Regions from separate parts of the Homo sapiens genome. Here region 1 is linked to region 2. Evidence: chromatin loops called from intact Hi-C (ENCODE). Cell type or tissue: prostate gland. All regions are shown on one strand. Links, peaks and the distances in the headings refer to the core of each region. The heading gives the core; the rest is flanking DNA.

What was found. Hi-C counts contacts between places; a loop is a spot of excess contacts. Peaks named below come from ENCODE experiments on the same cell type or tissue, not always from the same donor. Only the 100,000 strongest peaks of a DNase experiment are listed, where the experiment ranks them.
Region 1: it touches region 2 in a loop (4-fold over the local background); 7 of 110 quality-filtered maps call a loop at or near these places.

What each region holds. Positions count from the first base shown.
Region 1 is chr9:22,461,820-22,478,222 of GRCh38, forward strand. No RefSeq gene overlaps it. Among named protein-coding and RNA genes, the nearest start is that of DMRTA1, 23 kb to the left of the region's middle. In prostate gland, for the core only: a CTCF peak has its summit at 8,310 (motif pointing right); a DNase peak (open chromatin) is centred at 8,322.
Region 2 is chr9:23,477,242-23,493,644 of GRCh38, forward strand. LOC105369298 (a long non-coding RNA gene) reads right to left here and starts at 7,293. Exons shown (of 3, transcript XR_929517.2): 1 at 7,217-7,293; 2 at 6,828-6,892; 3 at 5,499-5,673. In prostate gland, for the core only: no CTCF peak of the experiment used is centred there; no DNase peak of the experiment used is centred there.

The DNA of each region.
Region 1 (16,403 bases), core at 5,540-10,539, 1.0 Mb before region 2:
TAAAACGAAAGTACTGTTAGTAACTTAGGAGTAGAAAGTAAAATTTCAATGGAGTATTGTGAAAAATACTTAGAGGTGAGTGATAGTTACAAATTAACTACTACACAGTGTGATGCAGCTTAAGAGACTGAGAAAAGGAAATTTTCAGCTTTAAATGTATTACCTTTCAAAAGTTTACAAATAATCAAATAATTTAACTCAAGAAGCTAGGTAAGAGTAGGTAATGGATCTGAGAAAGGAGAAGGGAATTATACAGGGAGAAGTAGAGATTAATAAAGTAGAAATTAAATAACAAAGGTGCAGGTCAAAAAAAGCAAAAACTTGTTCTATGAAAAGATTAATAAATAGAAAAATCTCTATAGAAAGGCTCACCAAGAAAGAAGGAGAGAAGGCATAAATACATAATATTATAAGTGATATGGGAGGTAGAACAAGAGATTCAGTAGAGATGAAATAAATCATAACAATAGTATGAATACTAAATTTTTTGAAAACTTATGTCAATTATAAACATTTTTAGGAATTATTTAAAAATTGGCAAAGTTGAGAAGCCACCATTAAATAAGTGGAATATGTAGTTTAAAAAATGCAGGCCTGTGCTTCCATGGGACTGTCAGTGCCACAGTGTTTCTGGCAAGGTTTACCAAACATGCAAGGAACAGCTAATCTCTATTTTATGAAAAATCTTTTAGAATATAAAACAAGAGAGAATGCTTATTAAACTTCACATTAGAGGTATATCTTGATAACAAAACATGACAAGTGCTGAAAAGGAAAATTTATTTATGCAGAAATCTTAAATGAAGGAAATTAAGAAATCAAAGTCACTTGTGTATCTAAAAATAATACACATTAACCATATATTCCTCAAATACAGATATCTTATTGGTGTAATTTTTTACATTAACAAATTAAGAAAAATCTTATTTATAGATAAAGAAAATATTTAATAAATTTCAAAGCTAATTTTTAAGAAACCTTTTAGATAACTAGGGATGAAAACTATGAATAGATCCAGTGATAAGAAAGAGACATTTTAACTAATTCTTACTAAACTATGAGTTTTAAGTTGTTGAATGGTTGCCATATGCCTGTCTTTTGTGTGTGTGTATGTGTGTGTGTACGTGTGTGTGTGTGTGCATGCGTGTGTGTGGTTTCCCTCATGTTACAGAGGACAGACTGAGGAACAGAGGGTCAAGGAATCTAAGTTCATGTTGCAAGTAAAGTAGAGGAGCTGGGAGTTGAACTTCACACTTGGATAGCCTCTATCCCAAATTTATGCTCTGTATGACCTGTCTCACACTAAAGTAGGTAAAGCTGGTAAATTTTATACTTATTTCATTACTCAGGAGACATTTAATCAGTGGTTCAAGGATATCAGAAGTTAGCATGTTGTGATTCTCTTGTTCTCTCTTGCTCACAATAGGTCTATCATAGTTTCAGCCATCACATTTGTGTTCTTGTAAAAGGAAGAAAGACTCAGCAAGGAGAAAGATGTGACACCAGTCATCTACTGATAAATATTTAACAATAACGTCAGGCTACTAGGTGGTGGTGAACATATCTGATTGTAGCAATTGCCTAATCCCATGGTGTAAATACTTGAACCATGACTAATTTTAAGCTATCAAACTGATGTCACTGAATGGGGTTTGGGAAGAAATGTACACCATAGGTTATCTTGGCAAGCATGGATTGGCTCTAGAGCATGGCTTGGTGGTGCCTATATCAGGAAAGAAAAACTATCCTACAAATCTCCAGCAGAACTTTGCTCATGTCTCAATGACAAGAGTAGTGTCACATCACCTGCTGTAGCTCTAAGAAATTGTATGTTTTATTTGAGCACATTGCCACCTCAAATAAAATTGTAAGGAAATGCCTATTCATTAAAGAACCAACAGCTTCTGCCTTTAATGGGAACTTCCTTAATTTAATGCAGCAAACATCATACTTAATGGCAACTCTTTAGAGAGATCTTAAAGTCAGAAATATGACAAGAAGAGTCACTCATACTGCTTCTATTGAGCATTGTACCAGAAGTGTTAGCCAATGCAGTATAATACAAAAATTGAATAATTGTTGAAAATTAACTCAATATTTTCAATTGCTATGATAAAAAAATCAAAGAGAAACTAGAACTAAGGAAAGAATTCAACAAGATGGCTGGTTATAAGCCCAACACACAAACAAAATCAGTAACTTTTCTCTCTCTCTCTCTCTCTATATATATATATATAAAAAATATATATAAATATATATAGAAAATATATAAATATATATAAATATATATAAAATATATATAAATATATAGAAAATATGTATAAATATAGAATATATAAAAATATATATAGAAAAAATATATAAATATATATAGAAAAGTTCTTGATTTATATATATAGAAAAATATATAATATATACAGAGAGAAGTTATTGATTTTATATATATATTTTCTATGTATATAAAAACAATAGCTAGTTAGAAAAACATAGTAGAATAAAAAAATTAACATTCATAACAGCAACAAAAACTGTAAAATGCCTAGGATCAAAGTTAACTAAATACGTATGAAAACTTGAAAAAAATTATGAAATGTTTCTAGAGAACATAAAATAAAACTTTAATAAATACTTATGGAAGAACATAAATATTTATGGAGAATGCTCAATAGAAGTACAATGCTCAATTAGTAAAGTTGTCTATTCTTCCTAAAATAATTTGGGAGACATTTTGTTAGATATAAAAGCTGAAGAGCCAGAATACTTGAGTTCAAATTCCACCTCCACACCTTACTTGCCAAATAACCTTAGGTAAGTTATTTAACTTCTTTGGGCTTTCATCTATTAAATCAGTTAAATGGGTATAATGCTAATAATTTTATACTCCTTCATTTGATCACTCAGGTGACCAAAAGAATGAATACATGTAAGATATTTAGAGCAGTACCTGGCCCATTTATGTACATATGTTTTATTAACCTATAAATCCAATGCAATTCCAATAAAAATTTCAGGAACTTTTGTTGAGTATGATGCCTCAATATGAAAATAAAATAAAAAGCCAAAAAAAAAAAAACCACCTCAGATACAAAACAGTTCTGGAAAAGAAAAGAAAAAATTTTACTATCAGACATCAGATTTCCCTATTAGATATCCAATTAGATTTTTTTTATCAGATGGCACATAGTAAGTATTCAGTAATTATAGTCATAGTTTAGGCTAATTATAAAGTTATACTAACAGTGTGGTAATAGACAATCAGGTATAGATAATCAAGTTAGTAGAATGTCATAGAAACTTACCCAAGTATATATGGAACTATAGGATAAGATTCATTCATTTATACAGTGAGGAATTTATTGACACCTTCTATATCCCAGGCATTCTTCTGTGCACTGGGGGATACAACAGTGAGAAGACTGTCAGGATCCATGCCCTTGTGAAATTGATGTTCTAGTTAGTGTGATCCGATAATAAACAGACAAGTAAATATAAACTATATCAGGTAGTGCTAAGTGTTATGAAGAAAAGTAAAGCAAGATAAAAGAATAGAGAATGCTGGTGGCTGGGAGAGTGACAGCAATGGCTATTTCAGTTTGGGTGGTCAGAAAAAGCCTTTTCAGAGAACATGGCTCATATGGTTTGGTTTTGTGTGCCCACTCAAATGTCATCTTGAATTGTAATTCCCACATGTCAGGAGAGGGAACTGGTGGCGGGTGATTGGATCATGGGTACTGTTTCCCCCATGCTATTTTCTTGATAGTGAGGGAGTTCTCACCAGATCTGATGGTTTCAAAAGTAGCAGTTTTCCCTCTCTCTCTCTCCTGTTGCCATGCAAGACGTGCCTTGCTTCCCCTTCACCTTCTGCCAGGATTCTAAGTTTCTTGAGGCCTCCCTGCCATGCAGAACTGTGAGTTAATTCAATCTCTTTTGTTTCTAAATTACCCAGCCTCAGGTAGTATCTTTATAGCAGTGTGAGAACAGACTAATACAATGGCATTTGAACACAACGGAGTAAATGGCAAGGCAGGTATGTAGAGGTATGGGGCTAAGGAGAACCACAAGCACACAGGATGGAAACAGGAACAAGCCTAATTTTACTTGCAGTATGCATGAACAGTGTGGTTAAAACACAATGTGATAAAAGAGGTTGGAGAGAGATCAGTATGGTGTTGGTGGCAGCAGTGATCAACTGAAATATTTAAATTAGTGTGATGTCTCAGAAGCCACTGGACAGTCTGAGCAGGGAAGTCAAGGCTGGGTTTACATTTCACAGGGATTTGTCTGATTACTTTGTAGGAAATAACTGCTCTGCAGTGCAAGAGAGGAAGCAGGGAGAACAATTATGCTATTCAATAGTCTAGCTGAGGACTGATGGTGGCTTTGACCAGGACTGGAGCTGTGACCAGGACTGGAGGTGATAAAAAGTCGTTGGATTAATGCTTAAATTATTGATGAACTGTGTGTGAGGTATGATGGAAATAGAAGTGCCAAGAGTGATGCTTGCATTTTTTTCTCCTAAAAGATTGTGTGCGCCTGTAATCCCAGGACTTTGGGAGACCAAGATCAGCAGATCACTTAAGGCCAGGAATTTGAGTCCAGCCTGGGCAACAAGGTGAGACTCCATCTCTACTGAAAATACAAAAGTTAGCTGGGCTTGGTGGCCCACACCTGTAGTCCTGGCAACTTGTGGGGCTGAGGTGGGAGAATCAGTTAAACCTGGGAGGTGGTAGGAGTGAGCTCTGATCATACCACTGCACTCCAGCCTGGGTGACAGAGCAAAAACCCTGTCAAAAACAAAACTAACCAACCAACCAACCAAAAAAAAAACAAACAAAAATGCAAGTGATTTTTCTATTTGCTGACTTTTTCTTTTTTTACATTTTAAGTTTAAGGTATCTGTTAGATATCCAAACTTTAGGTATCACATAGCTGTTACATATATGAAGCTAGAAGTCGGAGGACTAGTAGGAAAACGAGAGATAAATTAGGAAGTTATTATATTTAAAGCAATGGGTTTGTGTAGGATTTATTAAGGAGAAAGTATAGATAGAGTCAGGAGAATGATGTTCTTCAGCATCCAACATTTAAAGGTGAGGAAGAAGAGGGGCCAGCCAAGAATATCGAAAAGAAGTGGTTATTGAAATAGGGGAAACACTGTCTTAGAAACCAAATTAAAAAAAGGGAATGGGGATAATGAATTGTGTCTGTTGCTAATAAAGGTTTAATATGATGAGAACTGAGATGGATCATTGAATCTGACGATCTTATTGTCAAGTGCCCCTAACAAGAAAAGATTTGGTAGGGTAACGGTGGCTAAAACCTGATTGGACTGAAGGAGAGAATGGGAGTTGAAGAATAAACCAAAAGTTTAGTTAATGTGTTTGAAAATCTTTTTTTAAAGGGTAACAGGGAACTAGGATGGCAGCTGAAGAGATACATGGATTCTAGGAAGTTTCATTTGTTTTTCTTCTAAGGACAATAGTATGGCATGTTTGTGTGTTTATAGGAATAATGCAGTAGAGACAATGATGCAGAGAAGTAATAATGGCAGGTGTATAGTCTTCTAGTGGTAACAGGAAATGGGATTTTGGGGACGAGTAGAGGAGATGGCTTTAGAGAAGAGCAGAGACAACCATTGTAATAAGGGGGAACGAAGAGTATAGGCACAGAAGCAGAAGGTTGGTAGGTTTATGATGAAATATGAACCATTTCTCCTTTAAGTGCTTATATTTTTTTCAGTAAAATTGGAGGTGAAAGCACAAACTAAAAATGAGAAGAGGAGAAAGAAGGCGTGTAATAGTTATCTTGGAGATTAAAAGAGTGAACTGATGATGGAAATTGCCTGGTGCTGCTGAGAGTCTGTTGAGATGTGTTGATAAACATTTCAATTGGTTTTCTTCAGTTATGTTCTACTTATTCTATAGAGTCATGTCCTCACCTTCTCCCTTCTCCCAATTTGCTTGGATTCCTCACTGATTAATCCCAAATGGAAGCTGGAGGTGACAAGATATTTTGATTTGTCTGTACAGGTCAACCTTCTGGGATACAGAGTGGATGGGGAAGAAGAGTTGATCTGGAAGGATAAAGGTACATATCTGGTACATCATCATGCTATTCACAAAAGTAAATCCCAGATAGAATAAAGGCCTGTATGTTAAAAACAGAACTTTCCGATTATTAGAAGACAATGTGACTATCTTTATATCTAAGGGGGATGAAAATATTTTTTTTTACCAAAACAGAACTATAGTAAAATTAAAAATTTTAACAATAAAATACAAAATAACCGAAGACATTAGAAACTACATATATAACATACAAAAATATCTATTCAGGATATGTAAACACTATTAATCAATAAAATTGGCCAAATAACCAACAGTTTTAATGAACTAGTTGGATCTTTATGTATCAATACGGATAAATCTGAAGAGAAAACTGCTGATTAGAAAGAACATCTCATGAAATAATTGTGTATACTACAATTCTATTCATGAAAATTAAGCTAAAATACAGAACTTAGAATATATTTTTTATGGGTAGATATATAATAAAAGTACAAACATATGGACTGGCTATAATAACCATATCAGTTACCTCTAGAAAAGGAAGGAAATGGAACTGGTGAGTGTAACAGGTGTATGAATATAATCTGTAAGGTTTCATTTCTTTAAAAATTTCAAGGGTCGCACATGGTGGCTCATGCCTGAAATCCCACCACTTTGGGAGGCCGAGTTCAAGAGATCGATACCATCCTGGCTAACACGGTGAAACCCCGTCTCTACTAAAAATACAAAAAATTAGCTGGGTGTGGTGGCGGGCGCCTGTAGTCCCAGCTACTCAGGAGGCTGAGACAACAGAATCGCTTGAACCCGGGAGGTGGAGATTGAGGTGAGCTAAGATCGCACCACTGCACTCCAGCCTGGCGACAAAATAAGACTCCATCTCAAAAAAAAAAAAAAAAAAAAAAAAAAAAAAATTAAGAAACTCTGAGCTTTAAAATTTTTTCAAAATAACAGAGTTAATCACTTAATTTACTTAATACAAAAATACTGTCTCAGGCTCAGATACATGAGAATGATTAGGGTCAGCATTAGACTGCACTAATTTTAATTCGGAAGACCAAGGTTTGCAGTGTCATGGCTGACATTAAAGAATTACTTCAGTACTTATTCCACTCCCATTCTTTGTTGAGTAATGGCTCCAAACAAGCAAGAAATATTTCTTCTCAATTTTTGCCTCCCATAGCAAAAGAGAGCCTTTAGTATTAAAAATATTCCCAGGAATTTAGGAACTGAGTAGCCAGAGAGGGTTCTTAATTCATCCATTAATATTAACTGATTTTTTAATCTAATATGCAGCATGCATAAAACAATATTCTGGGCTATAGAGAAATACAGAAATGACCTTTGAGGACAAAAGCAGGTGGCAATAAATTAACATTTAGTAAACACGTCCAGTTGGCCAGGCTGTAAACAAATTTGACATCACAGTCAAAATGGAGTTCCTTAAATCTGATGTTTTAAAAATATAAACTTAGTATTTTTTTAATTTGCCAGTTAGAATCTTGTTTTCTATTAATAAAAATTAAATATTGATGTTCCAAATAAGAGATTTATTCGATAAAGTAATTACAACAGCGTTCGTTTTTGTCGCTTTCACCCTGAGGAAAAAGACAACTCACACGGACAAATTTGTGGGAGCTTAAGATTTTGTTTAGACTGTCTTTGAACTTTCTTTTGTCTCCCTTTTCTGTTAGCAAAGCATTTCCCATTTCTCTGGGGTTTTGTTCTTTCTCCATTTTCTGATTTTCTGAACTGCAAGATGCATTGGGTGACACTGGAGCCAAAAGCAAGGATGTAAGATTTAACTCTTGATTTTGCTACTTTTTGTTTGATCTTGATTAACAAAGTTGATTTTTTCAATGCCCCAATCTCCTCATCTGACAATTAGAATAATAATAACACCTAGCCCTGAGGATTGTTGACTGGAAAGGAGGTAGATTAAGTAGTCAGTAATAATACATCTATGTCAATTTCTTCAACAATGAGCAGCATTACAATTCTGTAAATGAAATCTGTGATTTTAAAAATATTTACAATTGAGATGATAAAACAACTCATTTGTCATTGGAAAATTGCGCTACACCACACAACTTTGTGCTTCAGGTTTTCGGATGGAGGTGGCTGCAGACCTTAGGTAACGTCAGCTACCTGTGTTTTCATCCTGGGTATGTGTTCATGGTTGTACTATGCCATTTACACCTTGCTCAGAATGGGTCAGCTCTATGAGGAGTGATTTTTAAAATTTCCACTTGAGGGCGCTGTCTACTTCTGTGCGAATTGAAATACCGCAGATGTCCAATTACACAAGGAACGTTTTTAGGCAGCTGGATTTAACTTGTATCAAACTTCCAATTTATTCCAGTGACACGTTGGCCTTCCTTATTGATTGGTGCTCCAGGAGGATGGATCCTTACTTGTGCTGAACACTTTATATTAGACATTTCATTAAATTTTATTAATCCTTTCAAATATCTTGAGGAGAATACTTATCCCAATTTTATAAATGAGTAAACAATCTGAGAAAGGTTAAGTAATTCTCCCAAGCTGTCCTAACCAGTGTGTGATGTAAAACTTAGACTTAGGCCTAGATCACTCAAAGCATAAAACCAGTTTACATCTAGTTTACATTCTTCCATATTTTCTTTCTTTTAAATATATGTGTATTATATATTTGAACATACCATATACACACACATTTATATAAGTGAATGTATGTACATGTATATTCAAATATATATGCATCTGTGTATGTGTATATATATATATCTGTGTGTGTGCATATTTGGGTATATAAAACATATATAAATGTAATTTATAATTTGGTGGGCAAATATAATACATTTAAATGTTATGTATAAATATATTTACATGTACTATATAAATGGGGCTTAATTGGGGGAAGAACAGAAGGTATCTTATGTATAATATATAAATATTATATAAAAATACTTGCCCACTAAATTGTAAAATTACATTTAGATTTTATTTTAAAACATGTCCAAATTAAATATCTTGGTGAAGAAAACACAGATACCACTGTTTGCCTGCAGAGGAAATTCTGTTTTCTTGCTGTATAATGCAATAAATGTGCTAAGGCAGAGCCAGCATGCCCAACTGTTGTATCACATTGGCAAGCTGTAATAAAACGCCAAATTACTGTCTAGAAACAAAATACATTTTTGTTGTTACCAAGAGTTGCTTTAACTAAAAGGAAGGCACCCTAGCCCTTTAAATAGGTAAGTTCCCCCCCTTCCCATTTCTTGCAAAATCGAATTAGGTAAAGACTACAATAGTATTTGCATTTATAGGAAATCAATTCCCAGAGCACAGTAAGCCAGTAATTTACATAAAATTACTATTTCCCAACATAAGTAAAAGCAAAAGGGATAGTATACATTTTTATTTAATTTACAAGCAAATGTGTAAATATTACCCATCCAGGTAACCCAGTTGGTGTTTGCCACACCAACCTCTTTTTTAATGGTCTCCAGGTTGGATGCGATTTTCTCAAACTTCTCAAACTCAAGAGATCATATTAACTGAAAGGTGATTGAGAAGAGCATTGAAATAATTATCTTTTGAGCTTTGAATAAGCGGTCATGGCCTTCATCATATTAAATAGGAAGCCATTATTATATACCTGTTATGTCTGAGGCATTGTGCTGAGCAGTTATAAAGCCCTTTCTGAAAGTAGGGCTTGGTAGGGGGAGGAGCAGAAGGTATTTGTATCTGAAGGGGAGAGCTGTGGGAATGAGAGAAGTAGATACCACTGAAAAGCTCAGCCTTAACCTCGATGTCTACACTTTGCAAATGTTGCCTGCACGATGTTGTGTTGTATCCAATGAGGTAAATGTGCTCCAGGCATTTCAAGGAGAGGAAATGGCAGTGGATGGCCATAGAGGTGCATTTCTTCTTACTTTTTGGTAGTTTAGCAAGAAACCAGCTCAGTAGGTCTGAGTTAATTCAATAGAAGAACAGGCTGATACCAGAGACTGAGGCTCCCTGCCCCACCCCAGCTATTTCTAACAGAGCCACTTCCCTCACCAGGAAGCCACTACTGGTTTTTGGTGGCCTAGCTTTTCCCTGCAGTACTACTTTGCTCCTTTCCCTCTATGTGGAAGGTTACGGAGGTGGAATTCTTTCCTGTTGCTCTTCTGTGTTATATGCAATGTAGCTATGCCCAGCCTAAGCATAGTCTCCTCTGTGGAACAGATGAGACTTTAAGAGATTGTGTACGCTCTGCCACTTGTTTGTTTCTAATTAAAAAAAATACATTGTACCTGAGTGGCACTAATGGTATATGTGATCATACCCCCTTTACATGACACATCTGTTTATAAAATACTATGTGCGAGTAAGTAGGATAAAGACTACCAAATAAGTTATAATTAGAGTCACAGCTAAAGCAATCTGTTCTTCCAAATCTGGCATGTCACCTGTGCTCAGAACCATAGAACCAACTAATTCACACCTGTGGATATGTCTGCATAAATATTCCAATGGCTTGACTGACTACTCTGCTTGCGATGAAGGAACACTTTTAAGAGCCCAGATCATGAAACAAACTTTGATTTAGGCCCATCAAAGTGGCATTTTTTTGAGAATATATCAGTGGAAGTGTTAATGTTAGATAACAATATGTTATAAATTTTAACACTGACCTTTAACATTCCAAGAGCAGGAATTGCCCGAGGCTTGCTACTGTCATTGCCTCTAGTTCTAGTTAAACTAGAGGCTTTCATTTGGTCCTCCAGAGGCACTACTGATGAAATCACTTCGAGAAATGTCAGAATTGGATAAAACATTTTCGCACACATTAGGCAGGACAGGCAAACCTGGTGGGCTGATGTCAAAAACATAAAACCACATCATGGACTTGTTTGAAATACTTTGTCTGTCATGTCTACAAATATAGAGGCGCGTAAGACTCATCTTCCTGGCTGAGACCTCACACCTCAAAGGACATATGGGATTGATAGCATTGATAACTCATGGGCTTTTGGATGGAGATGTTGCTTTCCAAAATCTGGAAACGAAAAGGGAAAATTATGACCTTTTCTTTCCATGAAAAGAGTTGTATTGTTCTGTGAAAATTGCAATCAGAGAGTCAGACAAAGATAAATATATAAGAAAAGTGCTTGGAACGTAAAGCCTCTATGGTAATGACAACCATTTTAGCTCGATGAATTATATAACTAACCAACTGCTTTATTTTTTACCTGTTAACATGAACTTGCTTGAAAAAAATCAAAAAACATAAAAATACATACAATAAAAGATGTGCTTCCTTTTTAGTCCTTTATATTAGTTTCTTTTGTATACTTAGTTTTTTCCTGCAAATATAAGCAAATAGATGTTTATTTTATTCTTATCCCTTGCTAATACATTTCTAGCTTTCCACATATTTCCTGGATTATTTTGTACTTTTAAATTGTTGGGGCCAGGGATGGTAGCTCACGCCTGTAATCCCAGCACTTTGGGAGGCCAAGGCGGGTGGATCACCTGAGGTTGGGAGTTCGAGACCAGCCTGACCAACATGGAGAAACCCCGTCTCTACTAAAAATACAAAATTAGCTGGGTATGGTGGTGCATGCCTGTTATCCCAGCTACTCTGGAGGCTTAGGCAGGAGAATTGCTTGAACCTGGAGGCAGAGGTTACAGTGAGCTGAGATCTTGCCATTGCACTCCAGCCTGGGCAACAAGAGTGAAACTCTGTCTCAAAAAAAAAAAAAAATTGTTGCTATATTATGAGATGTCTCGATTTTAATGACTGTAATATATTCATTGTGATTTGTACCATTTAAAATTATTTTCAAAAGTGCCCTTTTTGAATTTTTTTTTTTAACTTTTAACACTTTGGCCTGAATTATTTCACCTCTGCTGATTCATTTGATAGTAGTATCACAATTCCTTTACCTTTCATTTTTTTGTGTGCATATTTGTATGGTATGCCTTTCACTATTATTTCCTCTCTGTTTTTTAGAGGCAGAGTCTTGCTCTGTCACCCAGGCTGGAGTACAGTGGTGCAATTATGGCTCACTGCAGCCTTGAACTCCTGGGCTCACAAGCTCTTCCTGCCTTAGCCTCCTGAGTAGCAAGGACTTACAGGCAAGCACCGCCATGCCCTGCTATTTTTTTTTTTTTTTAAGAGATGGGATCTTGTTATGTTGCCCAGACTGGTCCCGAACTCCTAGCCTCAAGCAATCCCCCTACCTTGGCCTCCCAAATTGCTGGGACTACAGGTGTGAGTCACCGCATCCCATCTACTTTCTACATCAACTTGTTTTAGTAGTATCTTTGTATACAATATAGACTTGGTTCATATTTTAGTTCAATCTGAAAATTGTTTTCTACTCTTAGGTGAATTAAAGTCTTTTATGTTTGTTAAAATGGAAGATATATTTGGCCGCATTGTAGCTAATTTTGGTCACATTCCTTTTGATTTAACAGTGACTACTTTAATGAATCAGCTACTGTCTGGTTTTGAGTGGAGTATTACTGACCTCTGTGGTTGTGAGGAAAAAATATGATGAGTTGGTTTTTAAATCCTTCTGCCTGGATGTAGTAGGCATCATTTTCAGTCACATTTCATTGACACAAGCAAATTAAAGCCATTTTAAAACATTTTAAAGCAGGAGGAGGGAAAATATAGTCCTGTCTTTGACCTGGAAGCACAAGACCAGGAATATTGTTCATAGGTGTATGATTGCCAAATGAAGCTGTCTGACATTTTGATTTCTGATTTTCAAGCTCACTATGTGAGTTACTGGGGTCTTGATTTGAGGATTTAGTTATGCTGGAGATTTGGTCCAAATATTTTTAGACATTTCGCTCTGTCAATGAATGACTTGGATTATATTTATGCAACTCTGAACAAAATATATTTTGGATATGGAGAAATTTTGAATATTTAAAATACTTGGCTAATGGAGAAAATGGCAATCATAACAATGATAATGATGAAGATGAATATAATGGGGAAGATAATGACAGGAAAAATAGTGCTTGAGAATTATAATCATCATATGACAAATGGCAGAACTTAAAGACTAACGATGTTTATTCAATGGCATTAGGAGTTATCTTTTTGGAATAACAGCTTGGAACATCACCGGCCAGAATGCTTTCACTTATAGTTTATGGAACAATCTGTTTCTTTGGGCTCAATTTATTGCAGTATATAATTTATCCTTCCAATTCACATTTTTCTGTTTATTATTGCAAATATTTTTGTTGGAGTTTACTCGTTAATATTATTTTAAACACTGGTCATTAAAATTTTGCATCTGCAGCTTTAAAATTGTTGCTAAAAGTGCTTGCAATAGCACTTGCATGGTATCTTAGTTACAGTCACTGTTCAAATTACATTATTTGAATGACTTCTATAAAAATAATTTTTATTGCTGAAGAAAAATTGTACTGTAGATCTCCTCTCACCTTCAGCATAACATATAAGTCACAAAATGAGCTAAAATTTTAGAGAAAACAGATGGTTGTTCCTTGTATTCATTAACTGAAATTAGTCATAACAAAATGCTAATTTTGATCAGACTTATGTAATGATACAGGCCAGTATTTTTCTCTGGTGAACCTTAAAGAAAAAGAAAATATCAATTACTATTATTTATTGAGTATTTAATATGTACCAGTAATTGTATCCTATCAATAACTTAATAAAGGGGGAATTATTATGTTCATACCCATTTTCTGATGAAAAATCTTGTCTTACTCTTCAGCTAGTAGAATAATGGAAGTATGATTGACACATAGGAAGTCTGACTCCAGAATCTATTGTGTGAGAGATGACCTTGCCACCATGCTTGACAAACTCCCTATCACTGCATTCAAATTGTATTTTATTCCAAGATAAAAATTATCGAGACATAAAAGGAAAAAATAAGGACCTTAGTGCTCACTTTGCAGTTTTAGATTTATAAAGGTAATTTTCTATTTATCTTTTCATATTTTGCATCAACAATACTTTATTACTACCCTAATTACGTACCAAATACTAAGCTCCTGGTAACTAGGAACCTGATTTGTTTAAAAGAACCCCATGTTTCCATTCATTGGAGACTCTGCGTTAGGCATTATACCTTATTAAATCAATATCTTTTATTGTTTGTAAACTCATATATTTGGAAAGATCATAACCATTTTATTGGAGATATAAACATTTAGGAACTGTAATCAGCTATACTAAACTGCTATCAATAATGAGTCAACTTTATATCTTCTTCATGCCAGAAATGAGTTAATTTTTATGCATATTGTTTTGCTTGTAGCTATTTGTTTTAGCACAATTGGCTGAAAAAAACTATTCTTCCTTCTTTGAATGGTTTTGACACCTTTGTCAAATATCAGTTTCTCATTAGGCATTTGAGTTTACTTCTGGACGCTCGATTCTCTTCCACTGATCTACATATGTCTCTTTATAGCAGTAACACACTGTCTGATTGCTGTTTTGTTATTTTCGAACTTTGGAAGTGTGAATCTTCCTTCATTTTTCTGCTTCATTTTTGAAGGATTGTTTAGGCTCTTCTGGTCCTCTTGCAATTCCATAAAAATTTTAGAATCAGTTTCTCAATTAAAACATCAGCTGGTATTTTTATAGGAATTTCACTGAGTCTATAGATTAGTTTGAGGTGTATTAACATTTTACCATTGTTAAGTCTCTGGTCTGTGAATACGGGATGCTGTCCCACTTATTTAGACCTTCCTTAATTTTTCTCAACAATTTCTGTCAACAAGTTTTCCTTTAACAATTAAAAGCTTAAATGTTATTGAGTTTTCAGAGCATAAGTTTTGCATTTCTTTGGTTAAATTTATTCCTATTTTTTATTATTGCAAATGGAACTGTTTTCTTTTATTTTTGGATTATTCTTTACAAATTGGTAGGAATACAATTAATTTTTGCATATTGATCTTGTATTCTGAAAACTTGTTGATGAGAAACTTTATTATAATAGTGTTTTTGTGGATTCTTTAGGATTTTTTCTGTACACAGTGTTGCTGTTTATAAACAGAATTTGTTTTTGTTAGTTTTTCTTTTTCCAACCTGGGTGTGTTTTATTTTTTCTTTTTGATTAATTGTCCTGGTGCAATGTCAAACAGAAGTGTTAAAGATGGTTACTTTGTCTTGTACCTGATTCTAGGGAGAAAAATTCAGTCATTCATCAATTAGTATAATGTTAACTGTGGATTTTTTGTAAATGTTCGTTGTCCAGTTGAGATTTCCTTCTATTCCTAGCGTGTGGAGTGTTTTTATCATGAAAGGGTGCTGAATTTTGTCAAATGCTTTTTTTCTGTATTTATTGAGATGCTCATTTGATTTATTTATTTTGATATGATAATTTACATTGATTGTAAATTATCAGATGTAAAACAACCTTGCGTCTTGAAATAAATCACACTTGGTCATAATTTATAATTCTTACAATATGCTGCTGGATTTCATATGTTAGTTATTTGGTTGAGAACTTTTGCATTTATATTCATAAGAAATTTTGATCTGTAGTTCTCTTTTCTTGTAATATCTTTGATTTTGGCATCAGAGTAATGCTGACCTTAATAAGGGAGTTGGGAGGTGTTCCCTTCTGTTTTCTGGAACAGTTTGTGAAGAACAGTTTCTTTGAATGTTCAGTAGAAATCAGCAGTGAAGCCATATTTTCCTAGGATACTTTGTGGCTATTTTAAAAAATGATAAATTCAGTATCTTCACCTAGGTCTATTCAGATCGTTTATTTCTTCATGAATCAGTTTCAGTAGTTTGTGTCTTTCTAAGAGCGTTTATTTCTTTTAAGTTATCTAATTTGTTGGTGTACAATTGTTCAATGTATTCATTTATAATCCTTTTTATTTATGTAAGGTTGGTAGTAATGTCCAGTCTTTTATTTCTGATTATAATAATTTGTCTTATCTTTATCTTTTGGTCAAACTAGGAAAGGCTGCCAATTTTGTTGATCACTTTGAGAAATTTAATTTTCTATTCTCTATTTCATTAATTTCCATCGTAATGTTTAACTTTCCTTCTCCTTACTTTAGGTTTACTTTGCTCTCTTTTATTCAGCGGAAGTTTAGGTTATTAATTTGAGACATTTCTTGTATATATTTTTGTGAGATGGAGACTCGGTCTGTTACTCAGCCTGGATTAATAGGCATTTCCACCTATAAATTTTTCTCTAAACATTGCTTTAGCTGCATCCCATGTTTTGACACATTGTGTCTTTAGTTTCATTCATCTCAAAATATCTTCTAGTTTCCTTTTTGATATTTCTCTTTTGGCCCATTGCTTGTTTTAGAGAGTGTTGTTTGATTTCCACATATTTGTAATTTTCT
Region 2 (16,403 bases), core at 5,493-10,492:
AATGCATAGCTGTATATGATTTGCTAGGGTTTTAGTTACGTATTTTGTTTTGTGTTTATAAGTGAAATTATGTATAGCTCAATATCTTTGCATCAAAAGAGAACACCTTTATCAAGTTGCATCATTGTTGACAAAAAGAAAAACCAAATAGCAAAACTGTTCTATCTTTTATGATAGTTCAAAGACATGGAAATTATAGGATCCTTAAAAATTGTAATGTTTGTTCATAAAATATTGTTCTCCCATTTCTTCATGGTTTTTACCAAGTTGGATTTGCAACTTCTTCTAATATCATTTTGATAACTCATACCATCTCTAAAAAGGGTTGATAAGTACATTTTTATATGCATCTTTGGTCCTAGTTTTGTGAGGAATATTTGTGTTTTGCCAAATTCGTTTTTCATTGAAAATGTGATTTGTCCATCAGGCTATTTAATAGATGAGTTTTCTCCCAAAGGACCAGATTTTTAAACCATTAATAAGTTCTACGGTTTTGTATTCCTTCACATATTAATTTCTTCTTTTATTTTTATAATTGTTATGTAGGCTTATTTTTTCTAATTTCTTAATTTAATGTTTATACATTCATTTTCATTTTATTAATCATGATAACATTAAAAATATATCTATGAAAGTCACAAAGTCAGAAAGTATTTTGTCACTTTGGGCATAATTCAAACTGAGATCTGACATTTTCCATTACTTTATTCTGCCTATAATCATGTACTCAACAGTGATTGAGTCTCTAACACAGGCATTTGTTCTACAAATGTGTCCTGAGGATTTACTGTGTGCCAAGCACAGTGCTATGTTCTAAGGTTCCAGATTAGAATGCAATACAGAACCTGCTTTTAGCAAGTTCACCATCTAGTGGAAGTGACTGACCTGTAAGCCAGCGATTTTGTTGCAATACCTAAGTACTACAATGAAACAAAGAACAAAGCATCATAGGAGGACAGAGAAAAGAGTGACAAGGACTTACTCTCCTTGTTACTCCTTGTTGAATGGGAGAGGCAATAAGGAAAGCTTCACCAAAGAGAAACCTTTAACCAAGTCACGGTATATAAACTTTTCTTGGTTTTTTTTGTTTTGTTTTTTTGTTTGTTTGTGTGTTTTGAGATGGAGTTTCACTCTTGTTGCCCAGGCTGGAGTGCAATGGCACGATCTCAGCTCAACACAACCTCTGCCTCCCAGGTTCAAGCGATTCTACTGCCTCAGCCTCCCGAGTAGCTGGGATTACAGGCATGCGCCACCATGCCTGGCTAATTTTGTATTTTTAATAGTGACGGGGTTTCTCCCTGTTGGTCAGGCTGGTCTCGAACTCCCGACCTCAGTATAAACTTTTGTTTAGGTGAACAAGAAGAAAACCCCATTTTAGGGGGCAAGAAAGAGCATCTGTAAATGCTAAGAGTGTAAAAAGGGTGTTGATGTGAGGACACTGCAAGTATGTAGCTGGAGCATTGTGGCTGTTAAGGCAATGGAAGGAGGCGAATCTCAGGTCTATAACTGGAAGCAAAGAGGTCCACAAGAAGGTTGTTGCAGGCCCTCATTAAAGCAATTTTCATGGGCAGGTTTTTGAGCTCTCATTTGGTAAATAAAAGCATCATCCACTGTTTCCCTTTTTGCCTTGAATGTCAAGAAAGTCAAAGTCATATTTAATCCTCAACCACAGAAATTGTATTAGCCCTTTGAATCAGTATATTTTTATTCACCTCCATTTCATAGAGTGTTCATTTTCCATTGCAGCTATAACAAGTTACCACCTATTTAGCAGCTAAATACGACATAAATTTATTCCCTTGCAGTTTCCATGTGTCAAAAGTCAAACACAAGTCTCAATGGGCTAAAATTGAGGTGTCTGCAGAACTGTGTTCCTTACTGGAGGCTTTAGGGAATAACCTGCTTCCAAGTTCATTCAGGTTGTTTGCAGCATTCAATTCCATGCTTTTGTAGAAGTGAGGTCCCAGTGGCCGGGCGCTGTGGCTCACGCCTGTAATCCCAGCACTTTGGGAGGCCGAGGTCGGCGGATCACAAGGTCAGGATATCGAGACCATCCTGGCTAACACGGTGAAACCCCGTCTCTACTAAAAATATTAAAAAAAAATTAGCCGGGCGTGGTTGCGAGCGTCTCTAGTCCCAGCTACTCGGGAGACTGAGGCAGGAGAATGGCGTGAACCCGGAAGGCGGAGCTTGCAGTGAGCCGAGATCGCGCCACGGCACTCCAGCCTGGGCGACAGAGCGAGACTCCGTCTCAAAAAAAAAAAAAAAAAAAAAAAAAAAAAAAAAGTGAGGTCCCAGTTTCTTTGCTAGCTGTCAGTAAGCGGTCCTTCTCACTTCCAAAATCTACCTGCATTCCTTGACTTATGTTCCCCTTCCTCCATCTTCAAAGCCATCAACAGTGGTTTAGGTCCTTCTCAAGCTTTGAGTATCTCTGACCTCTTCTGCTTTTTTTCTCATTCTGCCATATCTCTCTGTTGGACTCTTCTACTTTCCTCTTCTGTTTCCAGGGATCACATGATTACATTCAGCCCACCTGAAAAATCCTGAATATATTCCCTATTTCAGGTCAGCTGATCAGAAACCTTAATTCCATCTTCAAAGTCCTGTCACAACAATACCTAAATTAATATTTAATCAAATAGCCAAGTGATGGGACACTTAGAGGGACATCATTAGAAGTTTACCTGCCAAATATGATTTAAAAAATTTTTCTATTTCCCTTTTAATAGTTTTATTGACATGACTTCATATAAGGCACTGTAAGTCCGTATAGGACTTGTATTCTTCTTCTTTACTATGTTTACTGTTTGGGACATAAAAGTAAAATATTCTCAATGTAGAAAATTTGGAAAATAAAAAATGTATAAAACATTATAACCAATTATAATTTCATCACTTGTACATAGCCACTATTATTAGTATTTATATCTTTTCTTTTAGTCATTCTTTTTTGCACATTTTTATAAAAGTGAAAGTTCAAAGTGTATGCAGTATTCTATTGCACCTCTTAAATCACTGTCAAGTTGAGAGCCATTTCTGGCATTTAGTGTTTACATAATGGCCACATAACGTTATGGTGAATGAATATATTTTACTCTATTTTAGGTGTATATGGGATATTACCAGTTTTTCATTATGAATAACATTGTGTTACCCATTTTTAAACATAAATCTTTGCTGGCATTTTAGATTTCTTTCCGGATATATACTTACTTAGGTGTAGAATTGAGTATTATGTTTATCTGAAAGTATTCCTTACATTCTAAAATAGGCTTGAAAATGGGCTTTTAAAATATGAACTCAGAGTAAGCAGCCGACTATGACTACATGTGACATTGCAAATATTAAAAAATATTTCTGTAAAGTCTCTTCTCATATTACAGCAGCAATTTCTGAATATATTTGTGGCCTACTGTAATAAACCTCAATTTACACAAATTGCAAAAGGTGTGGTAGTATTGATTGCTGTACACCAAATATCTTCTATTCTCTTTACAGGCATATCTTACGATCGCACTTCTCCATTCCCTTGGAATTTGATGGGTCATACAACTTGTTTGCATAAGTGGACATATGTGTGTAACTTATGAGTGAGGATTAAGAGCAGTATATGACTAGCCATACATCTCTTTCTCTCAGCCATAAAGACCGACAATGTTCCAGACTGCAGCTACTCTACTAGCTTAGGTTCTGCAGGTAGGAGAAGGCAGAGAAGCCTCCCCATGACAGACACAATGTGAGTAAGGAACAAACCTTTCTTCTTTAAGCCAGCAAGATTTGAGGATTATTTGTATTCATCCATCTTGAGTAGACTGAATAAGGGCTCCTAACTAATAGAAATTAGTACACAGAAGTGGGCTTCTACCATAACAAAAATGTGGCATTCATTAAAAGCCGTGGTGAGAAAATTGTCCATGGAGCTGGAAGAATGTTGATGCATGTTGTACAGTGGCAGACTGTTTGGAAAGATTGTCATATGCAATAACTTGGAGTGAATATCAAATACCTAACAAATTGGGAGAACTGGTGGAGTAAGTTGGAAAAAAATGTTACTAACATGTATTGGCTACTGGCTCTATCTGACAAGGTACTGTAGTAGAGATAAGATGAAGAAAGAACTAGCTGGCTTGCAAACTAGATTAAACAGAAAATAGAAAGTTCACAAATTCAGGGACTGGTAAATTTTTAGAAGAAATGACTACTTCTTATACTTAAACAGTAAAATACAGAGAAATATTTTTGAGTAGTAAAGTCTGATTAAAATTCAGCCTTGCAGCTAATATTAAATTAAGGATTATCAGTTTCCTATAGCTATTGTAAGAAATTACTAAAAACCTGTTGGCGTAAGACAATGCAAATTTACTCATAGCTCTGATGGGCATAAGTCTTAAATGGGCCTCTCTGGGCTAAAATCAAGATGTTGACAGAGATGTGTTCTTTTCTGGAGGCTGTAAGGGAGAATCCATTTTCTTGCCTTTTCGAGTCCTACAGGCTGCCCAATATTCACTGGCTAGTGGCCCCTTTCCACCTTCAAAGCCAGACGTAACTGGTTGAATCATTCTCCTATTGTATCCCCCTGACGCTGATTCTCTTTCTATCTCCTGCTTCTGCTTTTAAGAACCCTTGTGGTTACGTTGAGCCCACCTGGATAATTCAGGATACCCTCCCTATTTTAAGGTCAGCAATTCCATCTGCAACCTTAATTCTTCTTGACCACATAATATAACATATTCGCAGGTCTGGGGATTAGATGGTAGACATTTTGCGGGGACTGTTATTCTGCCTGCCACAGAGTGATACCTAGAATATCTTTTAAACTGGGCAAAATTGTTTTGGGAAAAGACATTAGAAGTGTGGTTCTGGACACCTGATAGGCACAAGATACCCACAATGCAATCAAGAGAGTAAGGGAAAGGGACAGAAGCATGGGAGTGAGGAAGGAAAGACGCTTAGCAAATATGACTGTTATATCTAAAAAGAAACTGTCACGAGTTTTGGTACATGAAGCTGACTGAAATCAAAGAGAAAAATTCAGGGAAGTTTTTGAGAGAATTATATTGCCAAAAGAATCAGCTTGAACTAAAAGAGAATGTGACAGTTCAGGACTTAAAATAACACTGAGGCTTCAACCATCATTGGATAGGATGTAGGCTAAGGAGGCTGCCTGTTCCCTAAGGGAGGTATATTCCCTGACACCCACTTCAAATGTAGTCAAAGAGGATCATGGAAAGGAAGACTCTCCCAGAGGACAGAGACAAGGACCATAGATTCTAGGAGCTAAGGAGACCCTTCTACTCCAGGGCCATCTCAGGAGAAGAGTCCTTGAAGCATTTGCCCAGTAAGACCTGAGAGTTGCAATGACCCATTGCAGTGATTGTAGTACACCTTCAATTTGTACACTTTCTAAACAAGAGTATTTACTGAGATGATCTTGGCCTGATTTCGCCACTGCATATTGGCTAGGTAGATGGGTGGGTAGGGAGGTTAGTAACTTGCCTTTTTTAGTTACAGGTCTCTGGGTCATCAGGGGCCATAGCTGGATCTGATGCAAATATTTCACATCATCCCTAGATATTAGCTTACCAAGGATCCTGGACTGTGTGCTTGATGCTATGATTGGAAGGTGTTTGAGATTGTCTCCTTCGAGGAAACAGGAGAGGGAGTGTGTCTTACCTAGAGAAAGCAGAGAGGAACAAATAGTTGGTAGCCACAAGGGCACATTGTAATCAGCATTGGTGCTACTCACTAATATCTGTTCTTTTTTCCTTCTACCCATGTAAAAAAACTGAACTTCTTAGCCCTTTCTTTGTTGTGTCGGGGAATAGTAGTTCTGACCATTGGACCATCATTTCCAGAACACTTAATTCTTAATGGTGTAAGATGCTCCTTAATTACTGAATTCTAATTCTTAATTAAGTACTTAATTTCTAATTAACGCTTAATTCTAATTCTTAATGGTGCAGAATATTCCTGAGTTCTCCCTTCTCCCTGTTGAGGTGATCCGAGAAGCATGTGTAAAGATGGAGCTTCCATCAACTTTCTGGAGCTTCCCTACCAACCCACTCTGGGCATATAGTATGAGGTATAAGTACACTTTTGTTACAACTAGGGAGTTATTCATTACTGTAGCATAAATCAACTTACCCTAACTGATACAGAACACAATGACCTTTCATTTATTACTTTGTAAAACTTTTATTCTGAGGTTTAAGTGTAAGATCCTGTAAGAGGTTTTAATAGGAATTCATGTACATGCCTTCTAATTATACAAAACACTTTCAGGAATACACTTATTGCAGAAAGTAAGCTATAGCTGCTTGTTACCTTCTTCATGTATATAAATTTCAATAAATTTAAATAAATATTTAAAGATGAGAAAGAGGTGAATTTGTAAGAAAGTCAGATTTATTATACCTGGGGCAACTCCACCTTTCATTGCATCCATCAGTCAAGGATTTATAACATGGATTATTGGCTCTATTTAATTGTTAAACAGAAGTTGAAGCCTTGGATCTGTCAACTAAGCAGTTTTTGAAGGTTGGGATTGAAAGGACACATGGAAACCCACCCCATCAAGCAACCCTAGGGTTGGGTCACAAGGGGTAAGACTTATTTGCGTTATGTACATAGAGAACCAAAGGGTAAGTGTCAAAGTACCAAAAGTCACAGAAACAATATTTATTAACCAAGCCAACATGATAAGAACAAAGTCAAAAGATACAAAAAAGTTATAAAATTTAGGTAAATGCACAACTTCAGCTAAAAAAAAAATGTCAAGCAAGTGTAGCAACAAGATGAAAAGGTACAGAATTTTACTACAAACACACCTGAGACAACTGTACCGCTCTATCATTGGATGCTATGCTGATCCAGAAGTTAAACACACAGGCTGCTGCAGGTTAAATACACAGGTTTCAGACAGATAGTATTCAGGCTTGGGATGTCATCGAAATAACTAGGCCATGTTTCTGATATAACTGATAAATTTCTACAGTGATTGTTTTAGGTTCCTTTTTTTTTTTTTTTTTTTGAGACAGGGTCTCACTCTGCCACCCAGGCTGCAGTGCTGTGGTGTGATCACAGTGCTCACTGCAGCTTCAACCTCTTGAGCTTAAGTGATCCTCCCAACTCAGCCTCACAAGTAACTGGGACCACAGGTGCGCCACCACACCCAGCATTTTTTTTTTTTTCCTGTAGAGCCAAGGTCTCACTCTACCTTTCATTGCATCTATCAGCCAAGGATTTATATGTTGCCCAAGCTAGTCTGGAACTCTTGGGCTCAAGCGATTCTCCTACCTAGGTCTCCCAAAGTTGTGGAATTTTAGGCATGAGCCACCATGCCCAGTTGTCTCAGATTCTTAATATCATGACAACCTCTATGACTTCATAAGAACATACTGGTTTTCATTTAAATAGAAAAGTTGATCACAGAAAAAATTGAAAGGAGAGTTAAAGGATTACTATAAAGAAGAAAATAGGGGGAGGAGGCAGAGGAGAAAGAGGAGCAGAAAAGGGAGACGTAAGAAGAGATGGGAAAGTAAATGAGTGGTTAACAAAATAAATAAATAAAAAGATAAGTTTCGCTGACTTTGGAAAGTCTGAGGACCAAAATAGGAATGCTACTGAGGGAGCCAGGGGAAAGGACCCAAATAAAAGCTGAAGCAACCGGAAATGTAAAAAAGAATGCAGATTTATTGGTGATGCAGGCAGTTAGACCTGGCCTGAGAATAAAATCACTGTAGATAGTTACACTGGAGTATCCAGAGCCGAGAGAGAGCTCAGTAGGAAACATCTGATGGCTGTGCCAGTGCTCAGCTTAACTTTGGCTCCTATTTTTTCATAGCTGAGAGAATCTCTGGGTGCCCCTGGGCAACCAGGCACCCCTTCCTACAGATGGAAAAAGGTTTATTACATTTCAGACCAAAAGCAACCAAAGTGTTCTGCAGAAAATGAAAAAGAAAATGCTTAATCATTTCTAAAGGTGCCAAATCAATTTCTCCTTGAGAAAGTGCAAACCAGTGTAAAATTTTTAAAATAAAAACAATTTATCTCGTGTTTTTTTCCAGGTAAAAATGTAAAATAACGCCTTGCTTTCTGATCAACAGTTTGCCTCATCACCAAAGAGTACAGCAATCTTAGAAATGTACCTGAGGATTTATTCCAAAGCTGGTATAAAACATTTCATTCCAAACCTATATCATTTGAACAAAAATTCATTAGGGTTTATAAATTGAAGAGATGCAAACACAAAGTTGGCATTCCTTTAACATTTTCAAAGATAATAAAAGTATATAGTGACTGCTTTCACCCAAGTAAGCCTGTCAAAATGTTGGCAATATTGCTTTCGGCTGTTTTCTGGCAGCATATCTCATTTGAAATATTTTCCTGAGTTAATTTTTTCTATTTAATAAAAGGCTAAACATGAAGACATGTTCTTGGGTCTATAAAGAATGCATTAAACCTCTCCTGATGACTTAAAATATCTTCAAAACAGTGGCCATGGTTTGTCATAATTGCATTCTCACTTGTCTATGTTCATTTTTACTTCATTTGGTTTGTAGAGTGAAATGAGAACTGGATTCAAAGGTGTGCCAATGATGTTGTCTGGGAACTAGATTCATCTCCATAAGCCTCACTCCTTCATCTGCAAAAGAGGTATAACAATACCAATTACACCCCCTTCACTGGGTTGTTTAGGGAAAAATGACTACTGCAAACTAAAGTCCTTTGAACAGAGAAAAGCATAATGGAGATTTAAGACATGTACTATTAGTGGTGTTACTATGATTTCTCTTTTCTAATATAGTTTATGTCAACAGGGCTCCAATGCAAGGGTTTGTGAAAGATCTACTGCATATTCAAGCAGGTTTTTGTGCAGCTGGAAAGCCTATGAAGCAGACACCACAGGAGGCCTTACAGCAGTCCAGAGAACTAAGACCTATAAGACACTAAGAAACTCAATTACCCCCAACCATTGAGGCAAGAGAGTGGTGATGAGCAAGCAATTAGGTGGCAATCATTAGAGGTAAACTAGGGAAAGTTGATCTAATCCTTTCTCAGTGCTCCTCAGACTTCAGTGTGCTACACATCACCTGAGAATCTCATGAAAATACAAATTCTGATTCAGTAGGTCTGGGGCAGAGCCTGAGAGTTTGCATTTCTAATAAGTAGTATAGAAATAATATAGTATCTAATAATCAGACAATATGTACACTAATGACCCATGACCTATATTTCAAATGACAAAGATCTATTTCAGACCAGCCTCAAAGGAAATCTGTGTCAGGGCTCTAAGGATGAAATTGGAAACCTAAAATGACTACATTCATCTTAAGAACCTGGGAGCACAATTCAGGGCTGCATTTCTCTAACATGTCAGAGTTGGTAGGGCAGTTCCCACGATGGCACACAGGCACAGGGGATTCTGGAGAAGAAAGGGCTCACATTGCAAATTCTGAGGTGGGTGATGTCAAGACAGATGACCACAAGTAACCACTGCTTGGGTTGGCAGGGGAAAGGATGGCTTCCACTCAGTGGTTGAAGCAGGGGGTTGTCATGGACAATCAAGAGCAAATGAGAATTCCCAGTGATACCCTGAGGACCACCATGAAGAGGCTTAGGCTGAGGCTGCAGAGATACTGCAAAAGGGCATTGAATCAGAAGGTTTGTTGCTGTTATCATAAGCCTGGTGTACCCAAGCTGGTGCCATTTGGAGAAATGCCGGTTATGTCATTATCTACATTTTATTATACAATCATCATTAGTATCAGCATCCTCAGTATAACAGGATGATATCCCTGATATGACCACTGGAAACAAAGCCACTCAACTCTCTTGGGCAGTGATGCTCCTTTGGTGTTTCCTTCATATAGATAAACCCAGAGAGTCTAATGGAACACAATTTTTTTTTATACAACAATCTTGCATACATAGAAAAACTAATATCTGGCAAGTAGAATTTTCAGAGGAATTAATCTAATTTAAGAGATATTAACATTCTCATATCAATAAATAGTTAAGAGAAAGGTAATTTGCAAAGAATTCAAATGACCAAAAAAACAAAATATTAAGCTATGAGAAGTCATCGGCATTGGCGTTTTTCCAGAGCTTCCCATGTGCTTCAGCTTCCCAAATGGTATCTGCTGTCCTAAAGAACTATGATCTCTTCTCTGTTCCCTCATAAACCATACACTACATCCAAGTGGTTTTCTACCAAGGTGTCTCATGTTGCTAAATCAGTATAAAATATAGGACATAGAGCTATAGTCTGTGCACAGAATATTATGTATAAATTTCCAGCTACCATATTTATATAGATACTCCAGCATGAGAGTAAATGTTACTGATAAGTCTGTCCTACACATGAGCATTATTTATTTTGTTTGTTATTGACTTGTCTCTACCTCACACTGTGCTAGTCACTAGAGTTGCAATCATGGACAATAAGAAATATGCCTGTCATTATGAGGATTACAATACAGTGGGGCAGGGGACATAAATAATAGTAAAACATTAGTTGCTGTGATGGGGGAAAAAAAAAAAAAAACAAGGAGCTAAGCTAGCAGCAGGGAGGACCTACTTCAGATAGAGTGATCAGAGAAGTCCACTCTGAGGTTATAGTGGTGCTGGAAGACAAGCCTAGTGAAGGAGAACAAGGAGAGTTTTTCTAGAAAAGAGAAGCTGTTTGTAAAAGCCTGAGGCAGGAAAGAAATTGGCATGTTCAAAAAATCAGCAAGAAGCCAACCTGTTTAGAGCTACCAAAAAGTATAAGCCAAGTTCTTCGCAGTTGAGGATAAATTGGTTTGTTTCTCAACTTAATGAACACTAATTCATCACCTATACATCAAATACTCTATTTGAACAAGACAACTCTCTGTGAAGCTTATGTTCAAATGAGGGAGATACACTCTCCTGATGTGTTATCATAGAAGCACTGGAAGCCATTGGAATACATAGGTAGTTGGGGGCAGGGGTGCTTTTTAGAATATTTTTTTAAACATCATTATTTTCATAATATAAAATTTTCTTTTTTCAACTTTTAAGTTCAGTTTTAACTTTTATTTTAAGAAATATGTGCTGGTTTCTTATATAGGTATACTCGTGTTATGGGGGTTTGTTGTACAGATTATTTTATCACCCACGTATTAAGGCTAGTACCCCTTAGTCATTTTTTCCTGATCCTCTCCATCCTCTCACCCTCCAGTAGGCCCCAGTGTCTGTAGTTCTCCTTTGTGTATCCATGTGTTCTCATCTTTTTGCTCTGACTTATAAGTGAGAACATGAAGTATTTGGTTTTCTGTTCCTGCTAAGGATAGTGGCCTCCAGCTCCATCCACGTTCCTGCAGAAGACATAATCCCTCATTTTTTGGGGTGGCTGTATAGTATTCCATTTTCTTGTAGGAAACAATCAGTTACATTAACTTAAAAAATATTTACATTGAAATATTAGATATTTCAAATTATTCAAAAAGTTGAAATACATGTTCCTTACTTCCAATATTTCTATTCCAACTGGCAATATGTATGAAAAGTTCAAGGAAAGGCAAGTTGTATTGACTGATTCTTGAATTTTTGCTCAGCATGAGACCTAGGAATGTCAGCCATTCTTTCTGGATTTCTCTTTTCAGGACTAACCCATTCATTGAGCAGGTTACTACACTTTATGTGGAAATATCCTGTCTGCATCAACAGATTATAAATTTCTTGAGGGCGAAGATTTGGTATTCTTACCTTCAAATGACTCAAAACAATATTTTGGATAAATTAGAATCCATATAAATTGGTTCATTCAGATTCATAAAGTATTTCAAAATATCTCCAGGGTCCTTATATATCCCAATGTGTGATTAATTTGAAATAACTTTCACTACTTCCTTTTCAAGTGAGGGTTTTGGATCCTGGCTGTCTTTTAGAAAGAATGTGACCTCCTTACCAGACACTTTCCCCTCATTCTTTGTAGAAACGAAAACTAAACAGGGAAGCTTCCTCTGTCAGGAAATCTGATGCTAAATCACTCTTTCTTCCATCACCAATGAACTCAATCATCTCATGCCAATACAATTAAATTAAGGCTCTTCAGCACCACTTGGCACATAGATTATATGATTCCTGTTAAAAAACAAATCCAAACATAGAGAATCTTTTGGAGAAAATCTATTTTGAGAAGGTATTTTTATTGTTAATAATTTTATCAAAAAAATTTACCTTTGTAGCTGAAGTTTTTTAAGGAATCTGAGCCCCGGGATAATTTTTGTTTTCCTCTGAACTTTGGCCAGAGTAACTTATACGTACATGAAGGCAGGAATTTTTCCTAATATTACTAAGAAGCATGAACACTCGGTTTGGACATTGACTGGCCTGAATATGATAAATAATATATTTCCTCTTTCAAACTTCTACATGTACCAAATATTATAACTTTTTGCTCAAACAATTGCATCTTAAAATTTCCATGTAGTCACAGCCAAACTCCTTAGAAGGTTAAAATGTATTACATAGTAGAATCAATTTACTTTTTAAAAGGAAGAACTGCACATACCAACTGGTAATGGTAATATTAACTAATTGCTTTTATAGGACACCAGACTAAGTGAACGACCTTAGGCAGATATTTAAGCATTTTGCCACTACCCATTTAAATTTTGCCATGATCGATTTAGGTCGTCCACTTCAAAATTCCAAGTACTATTTCTCAAGATAATGTATATAAAATATTTACAGCTTGGCTTTTAGAGACTTCTACAGTTTTCTGTCAATACCATAATCACCATAGAAACTATGAGTGTGGGAAATTAAAGGGCTGTGTGGTGGCCATCCTTTGAGTTTGCAAAGCCTGCTCTTGTGCTTGGGGCAAGCAAGCCTAATTTGTCAACTGAGGCAACATGGTTGCAGTCTCAGGTCAGTGATCGTGCTCCAATTGGAGCAGCAATCACTCTGAAACTATCCTAGCTCAGCAACTAGCTCACATTCCAAAAAGAACTGCAGTATTAGCACCTGAGCTCCAGCCCTGGAGTTATCAGCAAAAACGCTGTGGCTCCCCCGTCATTCTTTCCATAAATATTCATTGGGCATCTACTATGTGTCATCAGGGACTGTACCAAGTATGGTAGAATACATAGATTAAAACTGATGATCCCATCTCTTAAGAAGCATGCATTCTTGGATGGGCGTAGTGGCTCAAGCCTGAAATCCAAGCACTTTGGGAGGGCAAGGTCGGCGGATCACGAGGTCAGGAGTTGGAGACCAGCCTGGCCAACATGGTGAAACCCCGTCTCTACTAAAAATACAGAAATAAGCCTGGCGTGGTGGCGTGTGCCTGTGATCCCAGCTACTCAGGAGGCTGAGGAAGGAGAATTGCTAGAAGCCAGGAGGCGGAAGTTGCAGTGAGCCGAGATTGGGCCATTGCACTCCAGCCTGGGTGACAGAGTGAGACCTCTGTCTCAAAAAACAAACAAACAAACAAACAAAAACAAACAAAAAAACAAAAACAAACCAAAAAAAGCCAGCCAACCAACCCACCAACCAAAAAAAGGCCTATTAATTTGTTTTATTAATTCAAGAAATATTTATTAAACACCTGTTATTTACCAGACATGATTATAGACCCTGAAAATACAGCAGTGAATAAGACTGTCAAAGCCCCTATATCATGGAGTTTACTTGTTAATCAAGAGTTAGACACAGACAGTAAACACATAAATGAACAAGATAATTTTGGATATATACAAGTATCATGAGGAGTATAAGAAAGTGTGATGTGTTGGCAAATGTGGATGGAGTTACCACTTCAGACAGGATGAGAAGACATCTCTAAATAGGTGATAACTGAGCTGACACCCAATGACAAATAAAGGAGGAGACAAGCAATCTAAAATCCTAGGGAAACACATTCTAAAGAGCAAAGAAATTTGGGTGTGTTTGAGGAAACAGAAAGGAGAGTGTTGTTAGACCAAAGGAGTGACCAAGAAAGTATAAAAAGGTAATGACAGAGACTGGTCAGAGGCCATGCAGTGTATTTCTTATGGGTTATGGCAAAGTGTTCAGATCATATCCAAAGAGTAAGCCACTGGAGGGCTGGAACTAGAGTGCCAGTGAAGGGTCATACTTTTTGAAGAAAACTACTGAATAGTGTGCAGGTGCTATTTATTATTGAGGTAGGCAAATGGTGGGATGAAGGATAGTGATAAGGAATAAAGGAAGGATGAGAGAGAGAAATAGGAACATTTTCACAAAGGAATTACTCAAACTCATGCTTGAAGAAGTTAAACCTTCCCGGGTGGACAAAAGAGGGCAGAATGAAAGAAGACAGCATGTCAAGTGGGGGAAACAGCATACACAGTGGAATGAATGTGTAAAATAACATGGCATGTTCTGGGAACCAACAGTCGGAGTTAAGAATCAATGGTGGCTTGATGAGGTTTGCATGTCAGGCAGAGTTTAGATTGCAGGTGAGGGGGGACCCCTGATTATAGGGTTTTCATGATGCCCCTCTTTCTTGCCTTGTCTGCTTGTCCCCTAATTTCCTGAGATAGCTATAGGTAGTTTGAAAATATATGTATTTCAATACCTCATGCTAATCCCCTATATACTTTATCTGTTATATAAATCTTCAGATTAGCACCACTTTTGCACCAGATTGGAACCAGCTGCTTCTGTATTTATTTTCACCATTAGAATGTAAGTTCCTTGAAGTTAGAAACAATGACATTTAAATTCTGCACCCTAATATCTGACACAGCATTAGACACATAATATGAACTCAGCAAATATTAAATTTTAATAGGAATCAGATAGATAAATAGATGGTTGAAATTTCATAAAATATTTGAATTAGTCTCCAGGGCTGAAATCAGAATGTTAGCACTAGAGCATTTTCTATACCATGGAATATATACTATTAAGATGAGGTAGGTAGTAGTTGTTTCTCTGATATTATAGTAAGAGTTTCTGATGGCTTTTAAGTTCACAGGCTCAGGATTAATAGCTCACCCCCATCCAGTCTTGTGATACTGCCTACATGTAAAGCTTCCTCACTAGTCTGACCAGTCTCAATGTTGGTTTCCTCTAGCCTGATCATCAGCTCCCTCTAGAGGAAAGCCTGGAATTAGTACTTAGCCTCACTCATCTTCCTTTAGCCTATTTCCATCGATTTACAGAGCCTGAACCCAGCCAACTGTGGCAACCACCTAATGACTGATTTGATTCCATGTGCAATCTTTCGGGAGTGCCAAATTCTCAATCTCTAACACATAAGTATGTTACACACATATTACTATCCATCTCTCTGAGTGTCCTCCTTCTAAATGATGCAGTTATCATGTAAAGGCTGCAGATTACCCAGATATGAGAAAGAGAAAGAGTAAGAAGCAGACACAGACAAGGACGGAGGAAAAGAGTGAGGATTAGATGGATAGAAGGAAGAACAACGGAAAAATTTTTTCAAAAGTTTCCTTGTTCAGAAGATATATTTATGTTCTTATTTGGAAAACAATGCATGTGACTCAGTATTACATAATCCGTATGTGGCAAAGTTCCCAGATCAAGGGCCTGAAGAATATATCTATAGCAAATTTTGGCCACACCTGGATGCACCAGAAGGGCAGCAAAGATGACACAATGAACCTCAGAGAAGACACAATATTTGAAGAGGTGGACAACTGTCCCTGAGGTTCAGACTCCAAATGAGTAAACAGTAATAGCTATCCTTTGTCTCAGGATGGAACTGGATGGAGGAGTTCCACATAGGGAAAGAAACACAGTCTGAGGGGAAAGACAGGTTGCACCCATTTGTGGAATATTAGTTGAAGGTTGAAAGGAAGAAGAGATTTTGTGTGCCACCCTGAACAGTATTTAATGATCTTTCTGCCCAGCTCCCAGGGACATATGATGGGTTCTCAAGGAATTAAAAAGGGAATGAGATGGAAAAACTATACATATGTGAAATTTAGAAATATGAGAGGTCAAAGCAATTCTGGTTTTAGCTTCATAGCCTGGCTTAACATAGAAGAAAGATATGACTGCTTCATCAGGTAAAAAGGACGCAAGATTAAGAGAAGCATTCAGGAGGTGGTCAACAAACATTGATTTCCTCCCCCTGTTCCCTTCCACATTGCCGTCTGGAGGCTAGAGTCAACACACACACACACACACGCACACACACACACTCTCATCCTGACATTAGCAAGTATTGCACATTTGACGTCATGGATGCAAACCTCCCAGTGGTGACCTCTTTTTAATTCCTCTCCCGAGTAAAGTTTCTATTGATCAACTAAATGTATGAATGAAGGAGTGAATAACTGAACAATTTAGTGAAATTCTATTTAGTATTCAGATCTATACTTGATACTGCAAGACACCTCCTGATATTATTTAATCCTTATTGCAACAATGTATAAATTGTT